Regions from separate parts of the Mus musculus genome. Here all the other regions are linked to region 2. Evidence: chromatin contacts called from ENCODE Hi-C or POLR2A ChIA-PET data. All regions are on one chromosome and are shown on one strand. The core of a region is the stretch at or near the end of the contact, and the rest is flanking DNA. Distances in the headings are between cores, read along the strand shown.

Evidence for each region. Hi-C counts contacts between places; a loop is a spot of excess contacts on that map. ChIA-PET counts read pairs that join two places held with the same protein, here RNA polymerase II (POLR2A).
Region 1: a loop to region 2 is called in a map of heart, with 2.2 times the contacts of the local background. The contact joins the enhancer-like site here to the promoter of Zfp868 in region 2. A Hi-C loop is called at or near these places in 1 of 37 maps with a recorded cell type or tissue (heart). POLR2A ChIA-PET finds 5 or more read pairs at or near these places in 2 of 5 experiments (both embryonic stem cell).
Region 3: POLR2A ChIA-PET joins it to region 2 with 20 read pairs in embryonic stem cell. The contact joins the promoter of Zfp866 here to the promoter of Zfp868 in region 2. POLR2A ChIA-PET finds 5 or more read pairs at or near these places in 4 of 5 experiments (Patski and embryonic stem cell).
Region 4: a loop to region 2 is called in a map of heart, with 3 times the contacts of the local background. The contact joins the promoter of Atp13a1 here to the promoter of Zfp868 in region 2. A Hi-C loop is called at or near these places in 4 of 37 maps with a recorded cell type or tissue (Patski and heart). POLR2A ChIA-PET finds 5 or more read pairs at or near these places in 4 of 5 experiments (Patski and embryonic stem cell).
Region 5: a loop to region 2 is called in a map of T-helper 2 cell, with 2.7 times the contacts of the local background. The contact joins the promoter of Pbx4 here to the promoter of Zfp868 in region 2. A Hi-C loop is called at or near these places in 1 of 37 maps with a recorded cell type or tissue (T-helper 2 cell). POLR2A ChIA-PET finds 5 or more read pairs at or near these places in 5 of 5 experiments (Patski and embryonic stem cell).

Annotation. Positions count from the first base shown.
Region 1 is chr8:69,398,092-69,400,791 of GRCm38, forward strand. No RefSeq gene overlaps it. Among named protein-coding and RNA genes, the nearest start is that of Gm10033, 3.9 kb to the left of the region's middle. Within about 2 kb of position 1,305, at least 1 of the 3 ENCODE cell types and tissues checked has a DNase peak (open chromatin) inside an H3K27ac peak, as active enhancers do; it is heart, where a contact is called at or near this core.
Region 2 is chr8:69,624,196-69,626,895 of GRCm38, forward strand. Zfp868 (zinc finger protein 868) reads right to left here and starts at 1,353. Exons shown (of 5, transcript NM_172754.2): 1 at 1,240-1,353.
Region 3 is chr8:69,773,583-69,776,377 of GRCm38, forward strand. Zfp866 (zinc finger protein 866) reads right to left here and starts at 1,329. Exons shown (of 4, transcript NM_177899.3): 1 at 1,208-1,329. The coding sequence starts at 1,210.
Region 4 is chr8:69,789,643-69,792,504 of GRCm38, forward strand. It overlaps Atp13a1 (ATPase type 13A1), which reads left to right and starts at 1,521. Exons shown (of 26, transcript NM_133224.2): 1 at 1,521-1,999. The coding sequence starts at 1,613.
Region 5 is chr8:69,831,073-69,833,955 of GRCm38, forward strand. Pbx4 (pre B cell leukemia homeobox 4) reads left to right here and starts at 1,552. Exons shown (of 8, transcript NM_001024954.2): 1 at 1,552-1,779. The coding sequence starts at 1,637. Lpar2 (lysophosphatidic acid receptor 2) reads left to right here. Exons shown (of 3, transcript NM_020028.3): 3 at 1-30.

The DNA.
Region 1 (2,700 bases), core at 55-2,554, 230 kb before region 2:
GTCCCAAATTTATTTCTTGGGCTCCTTTTAAGGAGTAAAATCACAAATAGTTGCAAAACAGTTCTACAAAAGTGAGAAAAATGGGGCAGTAAAGAAATACAGAAAAATGGATTGTTTTCATTGTAGGTCAGGATGGTTTAAAAAACCAGTCAAGGCTCCAGGAAACAGACTTAAAATCAGCAACTTAGCTCTTACAATAAAGGGAAAGTTATTTTTAAAATACAAATACTACTGCCTTCAAAATGGAGTCAGGCAGATTCCTCACAAGTAATGGACACTGTGAAAGTAGATTATTTGTAGTCAGTTTGTTATTAGTTAATCATGATGCCTGATCTAAAAGATAGGTATACCAATGCCATAATTCTCACACATAGGAAGGACAAAAAGCACAAATATAGAAAACATCTAGGGAAAGTCACCTGTTAGCCAAGCATTTTAACATGTTATTAATCCAACCCAGGAGTTGGGAGGCAAAGGCAATCTGATATTCCTGAATTTAAGGACACTCTGGTCTATTGAGTAATGTTCATAATAAACTGAACTAAAACAGACACTGAGAGGCCAAACCTACTCAATCTTGAGACCAGCCTCTATCTTAAAGAAGGGGGGGGGGGAGGGGAAGCCTGAGAACTTGACCTGCAGCAGAACCCAAGCTACGTCCGTCCTCCCATTGTGTGGCCCAAGCTCCAGCTTGTAAATAAAGACCCTAATGCGATCCCATCAGAATCGGCTCCTTCGTGGTCTTTTGGAATTCACGAACGCTTTCTGGCACATTTTGTTGAGTTGGATGGGAACTCTAAGGTCACCAGGAGCCAACCTGCTGGGTCTTAATACCGGTAATGTTGTCTGAGTCTGAGTGTGTCTATCCATGTGTTTATGTAATCTCTGTCTATGTGCCTTCGTGATACCGCAATAATTCTGTCCTGAATAATTCTGTAATTCTGTTCTGAAGAGGCCTAAAAATCTGTATTTGGTGGCAAGAAATGAAAGCCAAGGCAGAATCCCACTGCAGCAGCTATATGTCATAGCTCAAGCTCCTGGAATAGGGAATGCTCAGGGTGTTATTTTCTAGGAAGGAAGGAACCGATGGACGTGAAACCTCCTACTAGTCGTGGAACCCTGCTGCGAGCTATTTTCACTGCTGGCTAGGTGCTCTGTGTGTGTGTCACTTTAAGGAACTGCGGTCCACTCTGCTTTCTGTTTCTTGTTATGGGGTAAATTTGACTTGGACGGACCGACCACGTTGAGATTAGAAGACCCACCCTCTTGATTTAACCCCCACCCCCACCCCCCTGGCCCGGTGCTTTACGGGTATCCCGCGGCTGTGGGCGTGGCCAGCTGAGTGCACCGGGCGGGAGTGGGGACCCATCCAAGCGGAACCTTCAGCCACCACGGCCCTCCAGGCAGGGGCCCACAGACAGCCCGGGGAACTGGGACTAGAGGTCGGACAGCGAGCGGGTGCGGCTCCACTGCGCGCTGCAGAGGTGCGGGGCCCAGTCACTCCGTGCTCGGCAAAACCGTGCTGTGGCTCCCGCACGCCCACCACCCACACTGAGGGGGCTCTGCGCCCCACGGGGGACCCTAACTCCCTTCTCAGCGCCGCCCTCTGAGCCCTCCCCGACGGCAGCAGGGTACAAGGAACCTGACCCGGCCCGGTGGTAGGCCTGGCGGCGCGCGGAGCACACAGGCATTCCTGGCTGGCCCTTTGAAAGGTCTAAGCCTGGGGCCTCCGGTATCCCTGAGATTTCCCTGAGTGGGAAGATGAGCTCCCAGAGAGCAGGGCTCCAAGTGTGGACTGGGCAGGAGGGGCCCCTAGTGGGCAGATGTCTCCCACACCGAAGCTTGGAACAGTCTCCTGGTCACTCATTTTGCTCAGTAAATGGCTACCCTTCCTGCTTCCTGTCTAAACAGATGTAGTCTCTGAGTTGTACAGAGAAGGTCTCCATTGACACCATCGTGCCACACTCAGCTCATTGAGAAGCAACAACCACTCCTTTCCGTGTTCCATAGGGCACTCAGTGCAGCCACCTACACCTACAAGACAACAGATGGGAGGCAACCCAGGAGAGCTTCAGACTAAATTCTTCCCTGCTCTGAACACCCCCACACCCTCTGCCCAAAGATTAAAATATAGATAAGATTGGACTTTGGAACCTGAATCTGTTGTCCTGCCCTTGCATGCAGCTGGGCTGATCCGTGATCAAAGAAACCAACCTCATCACTACTGGCTCTTTGCTACTATGACCTTTTTTACTGGAACTCCCCCCTTTTCAAACAGTCCTCGAGATTTAATTAGTCTCTTAGAGACAGTCCTTTTCAGCCACCAGCCCACTTGAGATGATTGCAAAGAGCTCTTGTAGGTTCTCTTCACCACAGAGGCCAGGAAACTGGTTCCTGGTCCTACAGAGGAACCGGCCCAGATTAAGACTTCAACACTGCTAAAGGTCAGAAGAGTCTCTAAGTCTTTTCTCCAGGCTCTGATTAGCAGGTCTCAAAGCAGCTGTAAGACAGCCACTAATTTGGCCAAAGATAAGCAAAAACAGCCGTAGCTCTAGCCTTTATTAACCAGGCAGCACCAGGTATTAGGAAACTCAAAAGGTTTCAAGGACTAAAAGAGTCTAAAAGATAACGGCAGAAAAAGTGTTTAATAAAGATAGACAGTACCCCGGAGCTCTTGACTCTAGCTGCATATGTATCAAA
Region 2 (2,700 bases), core at 103-2,602:
GTTCCTTTTCATATCAGGACAAACTCTACCTACATTTCTCTCAGCCTACTTCTAAGTATTCATTTTATAAACTAAATATATGCAGAGATATACTGTGTGCTTTGACATGAGAATTAATATTAACAATTAAAACTAAAAGAAGGGCTGGAGAGATGGCTCAGTGGTTAAGAGCATTGACTGCTCCTCCAGAGGTCCTATGTTCAATTCCCAGCAACCACATGGTGGCTCACAACCATCTGTAATGGGATCAGATGCTCTCTTCCATTGCGTCTGAAGAGAGCGAAAGTGTACTCACATACATAAAATAAATAAATCTTAAAAAAAAAAGACTAGAATAAAACCCACATTAACCTTGTCCTAATTACAAATGTAAGTGAAATCACTTGGCAAATTGCTGCCATCAAAACCTTTTAAGTTTATTGTTATTCAAAAATATTTGATACTTTGGGGAGATACAAATGTGTCTATCTTATTTCTAGCATAGTATGCTCATGTTCTCAGTTTAAACTAGTAGTTCAACATACTTCCAATAAAAATGCTAAAATAAACAAGAAATAAAGGTTGTGTGGAAATGAAGAAAAGGACCAGAATGGTGAACACAATACAGAAGAATCGACTACAATGCTTCCTGACTAACAGTTCTCGGCGAACCTCGGTACGCAAAACAATGCACTATTTGAGGGAAGAAAAATTAACAAGCCCACAAATGCATAAGCAGAAATAAAAACAAAAATATAATCAAAGGATGTCTGACCGAAGAACAAAATAAATTCAAGGAGACAAGTCATCTTTCCCAGAGCTGGTTTTAAACATCTTTGCAAAGAAACTCACTGGACTTTACAAATGTCGTAAAATTAACCTAAAGAGGTTGCCACACTTACATGTGGAAAGCAAAGTTCAGAACTTCTCGAAGACAGCACAAAGAACCTAGACAGCCTTAGTCTAGCAAGCAGCCTTCAGCGCACCACCAAAAGCAGGACGTCCCCGCCAGCCCGGATCGTGACGTCATCCGCGTACTGGCTTCCGCCCATCCCCCGCCCCCCGCAGGGCGGGACCTCCCGCTCAGCGCTGACGCCAAGAGGATCAGGGCGGAAGTACCTACGGACCGCAGGCGGAGGCCCAGGTCGCAGCCCCGACGTCCCCGCGTTCACTGCCCCAACCCCAGGGAGGACCCACCACCCCGGCTCCCGCAGCCCAGCCGGCCGCTCCTCCCATCAGGGGACAGCGGCCCTCGCTCACCATTGCCAGGCTCCGAGCTCACCCGCGCTCCCCCACACAGCTCCAAGCACTGGCTCCCACAACGGCTTTCCTCAGTTTCGGTGAAGAACCTTTAGCTAACATGGCGGCCGAAAAGAACCCGCCCCCCCGCCTCCTAGAAGCTTCTGATTGGACAACCTGTCTGTAGCTCCTGATTGGTTAGAACTGCTCTAGGTGATCTGAGTGACAGGAGTAGCTCCTCTTGCAGTTCCTTAGGCTGTGAGTCTAGAGCCCATTGTTTAGTGTTGCGGTGGCCAGCAGGTGTCAACATAGGTTCATGGCTCTTGTGTACCTCTAGGTGTGCCCTACTGAATGATTCCAGGACCCTGACCAGTGAAAATAGTTAACGATGTCAGGCCAGTTTTGTGACTCTGACTTACCTAGGGACAAGTCCGCTGAAAGAACCAAACTAGTGTTTGGTGATGACAGTTCAGGGGGCACTGTACCATAGCTTCTTCAGAATATTTTTGTTGAGACTCTTCCTTTATTGTGTACAAGAGCCTCAAACTCGTAGTCCGCCTCAGTCAATGTGCCTAAAGCCATTTTTTTTCTTTTCTTTTTTATTGGATATTTATTTACATTTCATATGTTATCCCCTTTCCCGGTTTCCCTCCCTCCAAGAAACACCTTATTACATTCTTCCTCACCCTGTTTCTATGAGGGTGTTACTCCACCCAACCACACACCCACTCCCACCTCCCAGCCATCAATTCCCCTATACTGGGGCATCTATCGAGCCTTCATAGGACCAAGGACCTCTCCTTCCATTGATGCATGACAAGGCCATCCTCTACTTCAGTCCTTTCTCTAACTCCTCTATTGGGGAATCCCATGCTCAGTCCAATGATTGGCTGCCAACATCCATCTCTGTATTTGTAAGAATCTGGCAGGGCCTCTCAGGAGATAGCCATATCAGGCTCCTTTCAGCATGCACTTCTTGGCATCCACAGTAGTGTCTGGGTTTGGTAACTGTATTTGGGATGAATCCCCAGGTGGGACAGACTCTGAGTGCCCTTTCCTGTAGTCTCTGCTCTACACTTTATCTCCATATTTGCTCCTGTGAATATTTTGTTCTCCTTCTAAGAAGGACCGAAGCAACCATACTTTGTTCTTCCTTCTTACTGAGCTTCATGCAGTCTGTGACTTGTATCCTGGTTATTTGGAGCTTTGGAGCTAGTATTCACTTATCAGTGAGTGTATAAAATGTGTTTTCTTTTGCACCTGGGTTACCTCACTAAGGATGATATTTTCTAGTTCTATCCATTTGCCTAAGAATTTCATGAATTCGTTTTTAATAGCTGAGTACTACTCCATTGTGTAAATGTACCACATTTCCTGAATCCATTCCAGATTTGAAGGATCAAATCTTCAAATCAGGGATCAGGGTTGTTTCCAACTCCTACCTCTTATAAAAAAGACTGCTATGAACATAGTGGAGCATGT
Region 3 (2,795 bases), core at 79-2,578, 150 kb after region 2:
CCAACCTCTTCCTCCCAAGTGCTGGGTTAAAAGTAGACTGACCAACCAACCCAGCAAGAACTATAATTTTTAACAACAAAAAACAAAACAAAACAAAACCATGCAGGGCAGTGGGAGACAATGCCTTGAATCTTGGCACATGGAAGGCAGAGAGAAGCAGGTGTATGGCTATGATTTCAAGGCCAGCCTCTACAGAGTGAGTTTTAGGCCAAAGCAGACCTAACAAAAAACAAAATAAGCAAAAAAGACAACAACAAAACCCCAACCAAACAAAAAGCAAACACAAAATAGTGATACCCCATAAATATGGCGATAGGAAGCTTCAGAACTGAACGTCATGTTTCCTCAATCTGCACTAAGATTTAAATAATCACAATATAAATCCTAACAACTTATGAAAAATTAAGAAACTGATTCTCAAGTTTATGTGGAGAGTGGAAAAAAACGAAAATGGTCCACACAATTCCAAAGAAACAGCACACAGACTTAAAGTGTATATATATAGTTATAGATATTATATATACACATGTTATATACACACACATATATATATGGGGTGTGTGTGTGTGTGTACCTTTTTTTGACAAAGTAGCAAAGGAAACTCAACAAAGGGCAGAATAGCAAAAGGTTATTAGCAGAACCGATGTCTATAGACAAGAAATTAAATAGAGTTTCACAATGTTGGGGCTGGAGAGATGGTTTAATGGTTGGGAAAACCGGCTGCTCTTCCAGAGGACCTGAGTTCAATTCCTAGTACCAACATGGCAGCTCAACAACAGTTCCAGAGGATCTGACATCCTCACAAAGACATACATACATTTTGGCAAAATACCAATGCACAAAAAATAATAATTTTTTTAAAGTTTAAAATTCACAGTATTAACTCAAGTTGATTGCTTTGACCTAAATGTTACATGAAAATTCAGAACTTCTAGAAAGTAGCAGAAACTAGATGACCTATTGTTTTACAACCTTCTGATGAGATACCCAAAGCAGGACTGTATAAAACGCCTGCCCCAGACAGAGCACCGACTCTTTCCTGCGCGAGGCGGAGCCTCCGCAGGGAGGCTCCGCGCTCTGCGCAGGCGCGGACCACGGCGAAGAGGACACAGGGCCCAGCGCCACACAGCACTGAATGCCGCTGCCGCCCCGCCCCAGCCTCGGGGAGGATCCACCACAGCGGGCAGGGACAGCGGCCCTTGCTCACCATGGCGCGGCTTCCGAACTCGCCCGCGCTCTCCTCACTGGTCCCGGCAGCAGCGCTCACAGCACAACACACCGCACCTCCCTGTGCCGCAGAGCCGAGCCACAATATGGCGGCCGTGAAGAACCCGCCTCTTGCCGCTCTCCAGTAGTCCTGATTAGACGGCACGGTTCTAGAACCTGATTGGCTACCAAAGCCTGAGTGACACTAGCTTCCAAAGCCGAAGTGTGGGATTCAAATGACAGCCATAGCCCCGCCCTCCTTGCTTCTAAGCAGAACTAGCTTCTCCCTGGTAAAGCAGTACTCCATCACCAAGTCGTCACTGTGCACACCGAGTGCTCATTGCAGCAATCCTGCTGCCTCACAATTAGAAAGGTGCTCAGGTCAGTTTTAATTAGAAGGTCAAATTATAACTGGACATGATGTTCTCCAGGCATCAGGAATTTGAGTAAGGAACATCTATGGTTTATACATCTGTCCCAGGTTGCACATTAACACAAGTATTCATTTCCTCTATTTTCATAGCATGTGTGTTCTTCCAGTTAAGATCTCTATCCAGCCGGGCAGTGCAGGCAGTGGTGGCACACACCTTTAATTCCAGCACTTGGGAGGCAGAGGCAGGCAGATTCCTGAGTTCGAGGCCAGAGTGGTCTACAGAGTGAGGACAGCCAAGGCTACACCAGAAACCCTGTCTTGAAAAAACCAAAACAAACAAACAAACAAAAACCAAAAACCTCTCTATCCTTCCATCTCACCCCCGTTTCTCCTCTCCAGGCCTCTACAGACATTCTAATTTAAACAAAAGCAAAAAGAAAAAGAAAAAGAAAATTGAAGACGTGGGTCAAGGAAATGACTTAGTAGGTTAAGCATGAACATAGTAGAAGAAGACCAACTCAGGAAAGTTGTCCTCTGGCCTCCACAAGTGTGTTCTTCACACACACATAAATATACACAGACACACACACACGTACATAGCCACTAAATCATCAGAACATTTTATTATTTAATTTTTGGTTTTTTGAGTTAGAGTTTCTCTGTGTAGCCCTAGCTATCCTGGTGTTTTTGTTTTTGTTTTTTGTTTTTTTGTTTTTTTCCAAGACAGGGTTTCTCTGTATAGCCCTGGCTATCCTAGAACTCACTCTGTAGACCAGGCTAATCTCAAACACAGAGGTCTACCTGCCTATGCTTCACGGGTGCTGGGAAAAAGGCGTTCACCCATTTTTACTAAAGAAGAAGTGGGGGAGTACTGGCAGTAGAAACAATAAGAAGGAAAAACCCAGCAAAGCTAATGGAGTCAATGAACAGATCAGTGAGTGGTGTTCAGTCGTGTAATGATTAGTCTTGATTGTCAAAGTGATAGGAGCAACCCTCCAGCATGTATGTAAGGGTGTTTCTAAATAGGGTAGTTGAGATAGGAAGGCTCTTCCTAAAAGTGGGCAGTATCATTACCTAGACCACAATCAAGGACCGACTGAAAAGAGGGAAGGAGGTGAGGGGATGGGAGCACTCTCTGTACCTTCTGCTCTTGTAGAGAACTTGTTTGGTTTACACACACACACACACACACACACACACACACACACACACACAC
Region 4 (2,862 bases), core at 271-2,770, 170 kb after region 2:
ACAAAACAAAAAAACACTGAAGTTCAAGTCAATGAATCAGAGAGCTTACTGGAGTTATCGCAGGAATATGGCTTAGTGGCTGCTTAAACTTGGCTGGCAAGGATGACTGAGAGGTCATTTGGGGGTGAAGGCACACCCCCAAATGGTGATCACTCCAAACTGCAAACCTAGAGTTCTCCGCCGTACTTGCAATGAACTTGCCTGCCTAATAACCTCGGGGAGAAGTGAGCCTGCTGCACCTGCTAAGGTTTCAGGAATTTCTTCAGCCTCTGAATTATTTCCTGAGTCTTAACGGACCTCTCTGTAGAGAGCAGGCTCAGAGGGCAAGAGCATTTGCTGCCAAGCCCAAGGACTGGAGACTAATCCCCTGGGGTGGGATAGAGTGAAGAGAAGCGAGGAGACAAGGCCTGCCTTTAGAACTTCCTTAGTCCTCTTATCAAACTTTCCTCCAGTCATTTCAACTGAGAGAAAATCACTATGCAACAGCAGGCTGCAGTCAGGGGGCTGTGTGAGTTTTTCTATTTGTTTGTTTTTACAAAGAATGAAACCCAGGATTTCAAGAATGCTGGGCAAGCACTCTAACACTGAACTAGCCAACACTTTTATTTTTTTTTTTAAGTCTGGAAAAAGTCTCCTTAAGTTCTCAGATGACCTTGAAGTTGTCATCTTCCTACTTCAGCTTTGCTTATACATGAGATGCCCTGCACTACCAAGCAAAATAACATTGAAAAAGAATAAAAATGATCTATATTGGATCTGGGTAGGGTGGCCAGCACTCGCGAGTCAAAGGCAGCGGCCACTATCAGCACTGGCTGCTCTTCCAGAGGATCTGTATTTAATTCCCAGAACTCACACTCACAACTAACTGTAACTCCAAATCCAGGATTCAGACACATTCTTTTTTTTTTTTTTTTACCCGCTCCCACCTCAGACGAATTCTTAGGGCCCCGTAGGAACTGCACAGCGCGCGCGCGCACACACACACACACACACACACAGAGACAGATACATACTTATATATTTTTAAATCTTCAAAACCTTCTTATGGCTGTGTTTAAATAACAGTACTTGTACAGAATAGTTGCATAAAGCATCATAGTATATTTCATAAGTACCTAATTTTCCATTTATGTTAATGTGACCTTGTGTACTTATTACCGTATGGCTTGCATGGAAAAGGCACCCTCAACCCTACCTTGCGAAAGCTCCGCCTCCTCCCAAACCCGCCCTCAAAAGGTCCCAAGTCCTAAAGTTTGTATCTTAGGGTAAGCTTTTCTCCTCCCCAAACGGAGGCTCTTTCCTAGATAGATGCCGGAAAAGTTGCTGAGAAGGGACGGGCTCTTCCGTTTCAGGGTCTCTTGCTGATGTCAATCCCGCCCTGCCCGTCTACATCTTTTGCGTTCTTAGTTCGCCACGGCCGACCTTAGCAAGCTGATTTGGACCTTTGGTACCTTCTTTGTCATGGCGGCGCCCTGAACAGACACTTGTGTTAACCCACCTAACGGTTTACCTAGGCGCTTCCTATTCCAAGGTGGCGCTCAGACCTTACCGGAAGTAATAGACCGGAAGTGGGGCGGTGCCTCTGCCGGAAGCCAGCGCAGCGCTGGGAAAGATGGCGGTGGTGGGCAACGCGGTTCCTTGCGGAGCCCGGCCTGGCGGGGCCCGGGACAACGGGTCTCCTCAGCCTGGGTCGCGATTGCGGCCGGGCCTAGCTGCCGGGCCAGCACTCATAGCGAACGGCGACGAACTGGTGGCCGCCGTGTGGCCGTACCGGCGGCTGGCGCTTCTGCGGCGCCTCACCGTGCTGCCGTTTGCCGGGCTGCTGTACCCAGCCTGGCTGGGCGCCGCCGCCAGCGGTTGCTGGGGATGGGGCAGCAGCTGGACCCAGATACCCGAGGCCGCGCTGCTGGCGCTCGCCACCATCTGCCTCGCGCACGCACTCACTGTCCTGTCGGGGCATTGGTCTGTGCACGCGCACTGCGCGCTCACCTGCACCCCGGTAAGTGCGCGCGCGCGCCCGACCCCGACCCGGACCGGGACCCAGGCACAATGGGGCCTAGCGGGGGTACCGGGCTGCCGCGGGCTTGCGAGTCTCCAATCTTAACAGCTCGATTCTCCAGCGGCGCCCCCTGTCCTATGGCTCAGGCCTACTTCTGACCCCGCTGTGACTCGCCATGCAGTTGTGGCTGGTTATTTTGATTCACAAGAAACACCTGGAACACACTTAGAGCAGGATCCATATGCTACTGTTAGTGTGAATTGTTCTCTTAGCTCCCATATGGTGTATTGTTCTTGGAACGGTTCCGCCTTGCTTCTCCGTCATCTCCTACCTTGGTTTTGGTTTTCTTTTCTTACTCTTTTTTTTTTTTTCCTGTAAGATAGGATCTCACTATGCAGCCTTGGGTCGTCTAGGACTCACTGAGAACCGCCTAGCTCTGCCTCCAGAGTTCTCGGGTTAAAAGCCTGTGTCACTATTTCTGGCTTCTACTCTTGTGTTGGTCTTTCTTTCTTTTTTTTTTTTTTAAGTGTTAGATTAGACCTGTGGGGTAATACCCCCAAATGTATGAAGCCAAGTCCTATGGCCCAGTGTTCAGCTTCTGTCTGTCCCTTGCTAGACCCAAAAGAGAGTGTAATTCATTCTGGTGCTGAAGATGGCCAGGAACTACTTGTAAGTGACTTAAAATAGCGTAGAGTCTCAAGTTATCGGTAAGGTATGGTTAAGATGAGGGCTTGTCAGAATGGTGCAGTGATTCTAAATTCAGAACTCTAAACATAGTGTCACTACAGGAAGCACTGACTTTAAGGTACTCTAGGTTGAGGGTAATACCCAGTGAGCACACTACAGATCACCAGATTTGAAGC
Region 5 (2,883 bases), core at 302-2,801, 210 kb after region 2:
TCAATAAAGTCCCTGGTTCACAAAACTGGACTTGAGTGAAGTTGTTTCTTTGGTCAGGTTAACTTCTTATCCCAGAGCAGTTCCCCAGAAAAAGTCAAATATTGCAGACATTGATGCTCTTGAGGTCAGAAGAATTCTTTTTTTTTTTTTTTTTTAGATTTATTTATTATTATATGTAAGTACACTGTAGCTGTCTTCAGACACACCAGAAGAGGGAGTCAGATCATGTTACAGATGGTTGTGAGCCACCATGTGGTTGCTGGGATTTGAACTCTGGACCTTCAGAAGAGCAGTCGGGTGCTCTTACCCACTGAGCCATCTCACCAGCCCAGAAGAATTCTGAGGAGTCATAGAGTGGAGGACCCTGAGGGCTGCTGGGAGAACCCCAGGGCGGGGGGTGGGAGGGACTGTGAAAAGGACCAGAAATTTTGCGGAGCCTGGGACTCAGGTGTGAGAGGCCTTGAGGAAGAGGCAGGACTGGGGAGTGGGAATTCTGAGGAGCTGTGGGGAGCTATGAGGAGGAAGACCCACAGTTCTGAGGAAGTAGCCAGGGCAGTGAGGAGAGGGGAAGGCACTCTCAGTTACCAGTGAATTTGATATCAGTTTGAACTATATGAGGCACTGACTCAAGACGCTGAAAATTTAGGGTACAGATATAGTTAGGTTGGTAGGGTTTTGTCTGGTATGCTTGCTGCCCTGAATTCCATCCTCTTCACCACACAAACAGGGCCCTGTGGCACACAGCACTCATCCCAGCACTTAGGAGTTAGAGGTAGAAGAAAGTTCGAGATCATGCTCCAATCATAGCAAACTCGGGCAACCTTCATTACATAACAAACTTGAGGACAGCATGGGCAATAAGAGACTCTGTCTCAAGTTATTTTTGAAACAAGGTCTCTCTGTATAGCCCTGGCTGTCTGGAAACTATGTAGCCTAGGCTAGCCTAGAGCTCACAGAGATCCATCTCCCTGGTGTTGGGATTAAAGGCATGTGTCGCCTTGCCCACCCACAAATTTTTGAAATTTTTGAAAAATATGAAGATGGGGAGCAAACAGTGAGGATGCAAGCCTCTGAGGAAGTAAACTCAGATGTGAATGACTGTAAAGAACCCGGGCCCTGTGAAGAAGTGATAACCTAAACAGATCCAGGACTAAAGAGAAGGCAGAGGCACTGGAGTAAGCAAGGGACGAGGGCCTATGATGGGGAAGGTAGCCATAAAGTGCACCAGACTTAAGCAAATGCAGGCGGTAGTCGTTACCATGGCAACCCCAACCATGGGGTTCCTTTCTTACTGGCAGTTGAGAAAGGAAGTTTCTAGCTAGTCGCTGAGGAGGGGGAACAGTGCATGGTGCTGATTGGTGACGGCGCCCACAGGGGGCGTGTCCTGAGGGGTGGGAGGATCAGAAGAGAATTCCTGTTTCCTAGACAACCCTCAACCCTCAGCAGCCGTTGAGAAGCTGTTTGGGGCGCATCGCGAAGGAGAGGGTGATGCACGGCGAAGATAGATGAAAAGGGCGTTTTATTGGCTAGTGGACTTGAAGGAGGCGTGGTCCCTGGGTCTGCGGCGGTTGGCTGCTGCGCAAGCGCGAGAGCCCGGCGGGACCTGTCCCTCTGCGCTCGCTCGGGACTGTAGCCCATGGCCGCCCCTCTGCGTCCCGTGCCGCCACAGCCCGCCCCGCGCCGCCTGCCGACCACAGCTCCACTAGGCCATGACACGAGCGACGTCCTGCAGCAGATCATGGCCATCACCGACCAGAGCCTGGACGAGGCTCAGGCCAGGTGCGGCTCCCGGGCAGGAAGGGAAGGGGCGGAGGCGGGATGAGGATGGGACAGGTGCAGCTGAGCTTGGAGTGATGGACAGGCGGAGTGATCTTGGGCCAGAGGGAATGAAGGATACAAGAATTTGTCCTGGACTAAAGGGTGACTTCGTGAGGAAAGAGGGTATCAGAGTTATGGAGGTAAAAGCCCGGCCCTGGGAACAGGAGACATTGGAAGGGTTAAGTGATCTATTATTGGCGGACGCGTAGGGTTGGGGTAGGGCAAAGACCGCAAGTTTGCAAGTCACACAGTGGAAGAGAAGCTACTGAAGAGCCTGTACTAGAATGATCTGATACAGGATCCGTTGAGAACTTTCAGGAACGGATATGGGGAGCTGGGTGGACATAGAGGGCACCCGTCTTTTTATAGTTTTTATTTTCTCTTTGTGTGTATGTGTGTGTGCTCCCGACATGTGAGTAGAGATCTCCAGTTCTTTGGGAGTGTAGCGAGTACACTAAACCACTAAGCTCTCTCTCCAGTGTACCCACCCCCAACCTGGCAGGAGCTTTTATCACCAGGCTTGCTTCAAACTCATCATTTTTTTTAAAGAGTCAGTTATTTTATGTATATGAGTACACTGTAGCTGTCTTCAGACACACCAGAAGAGGGCATCAGATCCCATTACAGATGACTGTGAGCCACCAAGTGGTTGCTGGGAATTGAACTCAGGATCTCTGGAAGAGCAGTCAGTGCTCTTAACCACTGAGCCCTCTCTCCATCCCTCAAACTTATTAAAAGATAACCTTGGAAGGATCTTTGAGTTCGAGGCCAGCCTAGTCTGCAAAGCGAGTTCCAGGACAGCCAGGGCTACACAGAGAAACCCTGGCTAGAACCATCCAGAGACTCAAACAAACAAACAAACAAACAAAAGATAACCTTGAACTCCTGATCATGCAGTCTTTACCTTCAGAGTGCTGGGGTGAGAGTCATCCGCCACCCACTAACCACATCCCAAGGATTCCTTTTCTTTATATTTATTTGTCTGTTTGTTTGGGAGAGGACCTCATGTTTCCCAGGCTAGCCTGAAACTCTCCATACAACACATACAGTCCAGGATGATCTCCT